Regions from separate parts of the Homo sapiens genome. Here region 2 is linked to region 1. The links are chromatin contacts, found by Hi-C or POLR2A ChIA-PET in ENCODE. All regions are on one chromosome and are shown on one strand. The core of a region is the stretch at or near the end of the contact, and the rest is flanking DNA. Distances in the headings are between cores, read along the strand shown.

Region 1 (3,326 bases), core at 608-3,107:
ATTTAATTGGAAAAACTGTTGGCTCCAGATATCATACATTTTCTGGTGCATTAACTGATTCTAGAGATATTGGGAAGACAGAATTTAAATAACAGGGATTTACCTGGCAACACGCTTTACAAACTCCTCCCCCCATGCCTTTGTACTGAGTACAGCTAGGTACCGAAAAAGCAAATAATTTTGTTTAAAAATTCTTAATTTCTGCAATAAGGAAGCAGGGTAAAGTTCTGAGCAGCGTGTCTGCTTCTCCAGGGCTTTGCCATCTGTCGCTACAGACAAGGGTCGCAATTCAGAGCCTTGCTGTGAGACAGGCACTCTCCCACGTTGCCAGGGAGCAGGCAATGATTCAGTCCTCCTGTTGGGGAAATTGGCAATGTTTTCTAAAAATCACTGAAGAACTGACGCTTTGACAATGCAGTGTCACTTTGGGAATCTCTCCCACAGATACTTCTGCATGTGTATGAAATGGCATAGGCACACGTGTTTCTTTGCAGCATTGCTTTACAATAGCAAATGATAGGAGGCCACCCACCCAGTGTCCAGCAAAAGGGAACCGAGGGAATAAGCTGTGGTCCACCCACACGGTGGAGTTCTGAGCAGACATAGAACAGAATGAGGTGCTCTAGTATGTGGAAATATTTCCAGATATATTGCTAAGTGAGAAACGTGCAAGATACTGAAGGTTCATATGGCATTCCACATACATAAGGAGAGGGCCAGGAGCAGTGGCTCACACCTGTAATCCCACCACTTTGGGAGGCCAAGGTGGGAGGATTGCTTGAGCCCAGGAGTTCGAGACCAGCCTGGGCAACATAGCTAGGCCCTGTCTCTACAAAAAAAGGTTTTTAAAAACATTAGCGGGGCATGGTGGTGCACACTTGTAGTCCCAGGCACTCGGGAGGCTGGGACAGGAGGATTGCTTGAGCCCAGGAATTTGAGGCTGCAGTGAGCTGTGATTGAGCAACTGTATTCCAGCCTGAGCGATACAGCAAGATCCTGTCTCAAAAAAAAAAAAAAAAAAAAAAGAAGAAGAAGAAAAGAAAGAGGATGGAAATAAGAATATATATTTGCACAAAGACACAGTGGAAAGATGATATAAATTTTACCAATAGGAGGCATGAGGGATGAGGCAGAAGCGGGACTTCTCAGTTTATACCTGTTTTTATTATTTTGATTTTTAAACTATTCAAGAAAAACTCCAATAATTTAAAAATAGACAAAGGAGAAAAAAGGAGTTAGAGTAAGGGGAAGCGCACAGCTGAGCACATTGCCTCATGGCGGGCTTCCTCCTTGCCTGGAGGGTAGGGGTGAGGAGCGGACCCTACCATAAACTGAGCTTGGACTTGTGCCTGCTGTGTGGGCCTGGCCGTCCTGATTGCTGGCTTGAGATGGTTGGTGTTACCTGTCGGGGCTCTTGGCCTTTCTCGTGGCAGGCTGATAAAGCCTGCAGATCCCTTTCAGAATGAAGTTTTTAAACGAATAAGAGAAAATACATAGCATGGTAGCAAGGCACGGTGGTTCACGCCTGTAATCCCAGCACTTTGGGAGGCCCAGGCAGGCAGATCACCTGAGGGCAGGAGTTCCAGACCAGCCTAGCCAACAAGGTAAAACCCCCTCTCTACTAAAAATACAAAAATTACCCGGGCATGGTGGCGTGCCGTAATCCCAGCTACTCGAGAGGCTGAGGCACTAGAATCGCTTGAACCCAGGTGGCGGAGGTTGCAGTGAGCCGAGATCACGCCACTGCACTCCAGCCTGGGCAACAGAGCAAGACTCTGTCTCAAAAAAAAAAAAAAAAAAATCAGATGGTAAAATACATGGGCAATTTGCATAGAGAGGAAGCAGCATGAGTAAAAGCACAGAGGACTGGAAGCACCCTTGGGTGCCCCTGAGGAACTGTGAGGGATCCCGGGGTGGCTGGAATGCAGGCCACACAGGCAGGGGGAGGTGAGGAGGTGGGCTCACCTGCAAGCCAGGGGTCACCACGGAATGCACTGGGGTCTTTCCAGGCATCATCTCCCCTTCATTCCTCCCCCTTACCTCTCCACTCCCCTTCTTCCTCTTTTCCCCACCCAGACACCTAAGAAGGCTAACGAGGCACTTAGAGTTGCCGATGCTTAACTACTGACCACTGTTTTCAACACGGCTCACTGAGGGCTCACTGGATCGGTGCCTGTGTTAGGACTGACAGCGAGCCAGTTATATCTGGGCATTAGCTGATGGCCAGCGTTTAGCTGTAACACACATGGTGAAGCAGACAGAGAAGTCCTTCCAGATTAGAGACAAAGGGGACCCCACACATGAATGGGAAGTCAAGAAGCCTTTGTTGGATGGATGGATGGCAATTGTATGCAGTCACTTCATTATATTTTATTCATTCCCTAAGGTCTTATTTATTTATTATTTTCTGAGACAGGGTGTCACTCTCTCGCTCAGGCTAGAGTGCAGTGGCACGATCATGGCTCACTTCTGCCTCAAACTCCCAGGCTCCAGCGGTCCTCCCACTTCAGCCTCCTGAATATCTGGGAGTACAGGTGTTTGTCACCATGCCTGGCTAATTTTTTTTTAAGTGTATTTTTTGTCTCCCCGTGTTGCCTAGGCTGGTCTCAAACTCCTGGGCTCAAGAGATCCTCCCACCTCAGCCTCCCAAAGTGCTGGGATTGCAGGCGTGAGCCACTGTGCGTAGCCACTATGGTCTTTTTTAAATTGACAAATAATAATTGTATATATTTACAGTGTATAGTGCAATGTTATAATATGTATATAACATAGTAGAATGACTAAACCAGCTGTGTATCTATCACCTCACATACTTATCATGTCTTTGTAGTGGAAAGATTTAGAACCGATTCATTTAACAATTTTGAAATATATCATACATTATTATTGGCTGGGCACAATGGCTCACACCTGTAATCCTAGCCCTTTGGGAGGCTGAGGCAGGAGGATCACGTGAAGCCAGGAATGGGCAACAATGGGAGACCCTGTCTCTATAAATTTAAACACACACACACACACACACACACACACACGACATTATTTATCTTTTTTTTTTTTTTTTTTGAGACAGAATGTCACTCTTGTCACCAAGCTGGAGTGCAGTGTCGTGATCTTGGCTCACTACAACCTCCACCTCCCAGGTTCAAGCGATTCTCCTGCCTTTCAGCCTCCCAAGTCGCTGGGACTACAGGCGCGTGCCACCACGCCCAGCTAATTTTCGTCTTTTTAGTAGAGACAGGGTTTCACCATGTTGGCCAGGATGGTCTCGAGCTCTTGACCTTGTGATCCGCCTGCCTCGGCCTCCCAAAGTGCTGGGATTACAGGCG
Region 2 (3,230 bases), core at 348-2,847, 260 kb after region 1:
AAAATTTACCATTTTAACCATTTTAAAGTGTTCACTTCAGTGGCATTGAGTATATTCACAATGTTGTGCAACCACCACCTCTATCTAGTTCCAGAGTTTCAGCATCCCAAAAGGAGACCCATTAGCAGTCTCTCTCCAGTCCCCTCTCCCCCAGCCCCTGTCAACAACCAATCTACTCTCTGTCTGTCTCTATGGATTTGCCTATTCTGGACATTTCATATAAATGGACTCATAAACTACATGGCCTTCTGTGTCTGGCTTCTTTCACTCGGTATCCTGTTTTCGAGGTCCATCCATGTTGTGGCGTGTGTCAGTCCTTCATTCTCTTTTATGATTGAATCATATCCCAGTACATGGATGGACCACATTCTGCTTATGCATTATCCATCAGCCAATGGACATGTGAGCTGTTTCCACCTTTTGGCTATTGTTGTCACATTTTTTTTTTAAGACACAGGGTCTCACTCTGTTGCCCAGGCTGGAGTGCAGTGGTGTGATTATAGCTTACTGCAGCCTCGACCTCCTGGATTCAAGTGATTCTCCCACCTCAGCCTCCTGAGTATCTGGAAATACAGGCCAGGGTCATGCCACTGTGCTCAGCTTCTCACTTTTAAAATGAAGTCTTCAGAGCCCAGTGAAATATTCCAGAGCCCCTCCTAAGGGATTTGTTCCCAAAGTTGCAGGCCCAGAGGCCCCAAACTGAGTGCTCATCTCACCCTGCCTTTCCACTAAAGCAATGCTCCCCATGGGTGACCAAGTAAGGGAGGCTCCAGCTGGCCCTGGGGCCCAAGGCAGAGATCCTAAAAGCCTGTGTGTAGCCCACAAGTGGGCCTCCAGCCTCCTCCAACCCATCCCAGGTAAGCAGTCAGCTGGGCAGGGAGACACATGCATGTGCCAACCCCACACCCATGCTTTGAGATCAAATGAAACCCGGTGCCAGGACCACTGGCACTCACTGACTACGTGACTAGCCAGTCATCACCCCTCTCTGAGCTTCAGCTTCTTCAGCTGTGAATGGGGCAACAATCTCTACCCCATGGGTTTGCTCTAGAGATGATGCTGGCGCCACCCAATAGAACTTTCCCCAGTGATGAACATGTTACACACCTGCACTATCCAGTGCAGCTGCCGTGACCTGCCACTGGCCCCAGGTGGCTACTAAGCACTTGAAATGTGATGAATGGGAGTGGGAAATAGAACTTTTCCATTTTATTTCACTTTAATTTATAATTGAACTTAAATAGTCACACTAGACTGGTGGTCAGTTCTAAGGCCTGAGGAGATGACAAGTGTAAAAGGACGCATGGTCCAGGCCCAGGCCTAGCTCCTGGTCTCTTCCCTCAACCCCTCCTCTCCTACTTACCCCACAGTGTCTGGGCAGGGGAGCAGGCTCTGTCCACAGCCTAGCTCCAGAGGCACCTCTAAAAGGAGAGAAGGTGGATGGTGGGGCTCTCAGGGAACAGCATAGATACCAACTGGGGAGTGGGCACCATAGACTCCATAATGACGTGGGTCTGGAACTGCAGGCCTCTCCTCTGCCCTGTTCTAGAACCCCTCAACTGCTGTTTCCCCTAGCAACTCCTGCGGTTATCCCTGGAATGTCTGGGCAGGGGCTGTAAAATTGGAATAGGTCCCCCCCCACTCCTTAATGTGGTGGCAGAGACCCCTGAGGGGAAATGCAGAGGGCCTTGGTTCTCGGCTGGGCTGTGGAGCTGGGCACTCAGGGAGTTTCACATAGCCACGAAGCTGCTTTCTCAGGCTCCTCTGGCAGGGAGCGTCAGGATGAGAATCCAGACCTGACTGCCACCCAGCCCTCTCACTTCGCAGATGCAAAAATCCAGACTCAGAAAGGGAGGTAACTTCTCCAACAGGGCGGGGTCTGAAGCCCAGGGTCCCGACCCCACCAAGCTGGCCCTGCAGGAGCCTCCTGAGAGGTGTCTCGGGAGCAGACCCAGGGGAAGGGGGCACTGTGCACTCTTGCCGGGTAGGCAAAAGTCTGTCTGCTTCTTGGCAGCTGTGTGGCTTCAAAGCCCAGACAGCAGGGACTGAAGACTGAGCAAGCCACCCCTCTCCTGTCCCAGACCCACCTGAACCCACCAAAGCTGGGAAAGGAGGGGTAGTGGAGACTCCAGAAAAACAGGAAAAATTTAAACTCAACCACTAAGTAAAGCATCATTAACTCCTGTTGTGCTGAGCCCACAAACAGGTAGGAGTCATGCAGAGGTGGGAGCTGTAGCTGAGGATGGGCCTGTACCCCCACCCTGCAAAGCCTTCTCCTGGCTCCCTCAACAGACTGGCCAGAAGGACCAGGACATGCTCAAAGCCCTGAATGGCCTCTCTCCACCCACTCAGAGTGAGGGCCTGCAGGCTCTGCCCTGCCACCTCTCCGCCCTGGCAAGGCCGTGGGCAAGTTCCTGCCTTGGGGCATCTGTACTTGCCACTCTCCCTCCCCTCTGCTCAAGGGCCCCTTCTCACTAAGGCCTTCCTTGACACCCTGATGTAAAACTTGGCCCTGACTCTAACCCTGGCATTCCTCTGACCCTTTCTAATTTTCTTCAGAGCGTTGATCGTTATCTAGTACCCGACTTACTTTTCTTTCTTCTTTCCTTTTTATTTTAAAAATTGTACATGTAACATAAAATTTACCATCTTAGCCATTTCTTTATTTTCATTTTTTTGAGACAGAGTCTTGCCCAGGCTGGAGTGCAGTGGCACGATTTCAGCTCACTGCAACCTCTGCCTCCCGGTTCAAGCGATTCTCATGCCTCAGCCTCCAAATAGCTGGGAATACAGGCGCCCACCACCATGCCCGGCTAATTTTTATATTTTTAGTAAGACGGGGTTTCACCATGTTGGTCAGGCTGGTCTCAAACTCCTGACCTCAACTGATCCGCCCGCCTTGGCCTCCCAAAGTGCTGGGATTGCAGGCGTGGCCACCGTGCCTGACCCATCTTAGCCACTCCCAAGTGCACACAGTTCTATGGCATTAGGCACATTCACATTGTTGTGCAACATCCCCACCATCCTTCTCCAGAACCAATTCACCTTCCCCAGCTGAACTCTACACATTAAACAATAACTCCCCATTCCCTCTTCACCAGCCCCAGCACTCACTGTTCTACTGTCTGTCGCTGTGCATTTGACAACTCTAGGGACCTCATCATATAATCATGGTAAGTGGAATCATACAGTATTTGTCCTTCTGTGTCTGGCTTCTTTCACTGAGCATG

The links. Hi-C counts contacts between places; a loop is a spot of excess contacts on that map. ChIA-PET counts read pairs that join two places held with the same protein, here RNA polymerase II (POLR2A). Pooled maps may share reads with other maps.
Region 2: a loop to region 1 is called in a pooled map, with 2.4 times the contacts of the local background. The contact joins the promoter of PITPNM2-AS1 here to the enhancer-like site in region 1. A Hi-C loop is called at or near these places in 7 of 50 pooled maps. POLR2A ChIA-PET finds 5 or more read pairs at or near these places in 4 of 52 experiments (OCI-LY7, activated CD4-positive, alpha-beta T cell, activated T-cell and 1 more).

The regions. Positions count from the first base shown.
Region 1 is chr12:122,819,059-122,822,384 of GRCh38, forward strand. All of the region lies in intron 11 of CCDC62 (coiled-coil domain containing 62), which reads left to right. Among named protein-coding and RNA genes, the nearest start is that of HIP1R, 15 kb to the right of the region's middle. Within about 2 kb of position 1,858, at least 3 of the 41 ENCODE cell types and tissues checked have a DNase peak (open chromatin) inside an H3K27ac peak, as active enhancers do; they include OCI-LY7, where a contact is called at or near this core.
Region 2 is chr12:123,079,787-123,083,016 of GRCh38, forward strand. It overlaps PITPNM2-AS1 (PITPNM2 antisense RNA 1), which reads left to right and starts at 1,598. Exons shown (of 3, transcript NR_038290.1): 1 at 1,598-2,206; 2 at 3,102-3,173. The region is part of intron 2 of PITPNM2 (phosphatidylinositol transfer protein membrane associated 2); the gene reads right to left.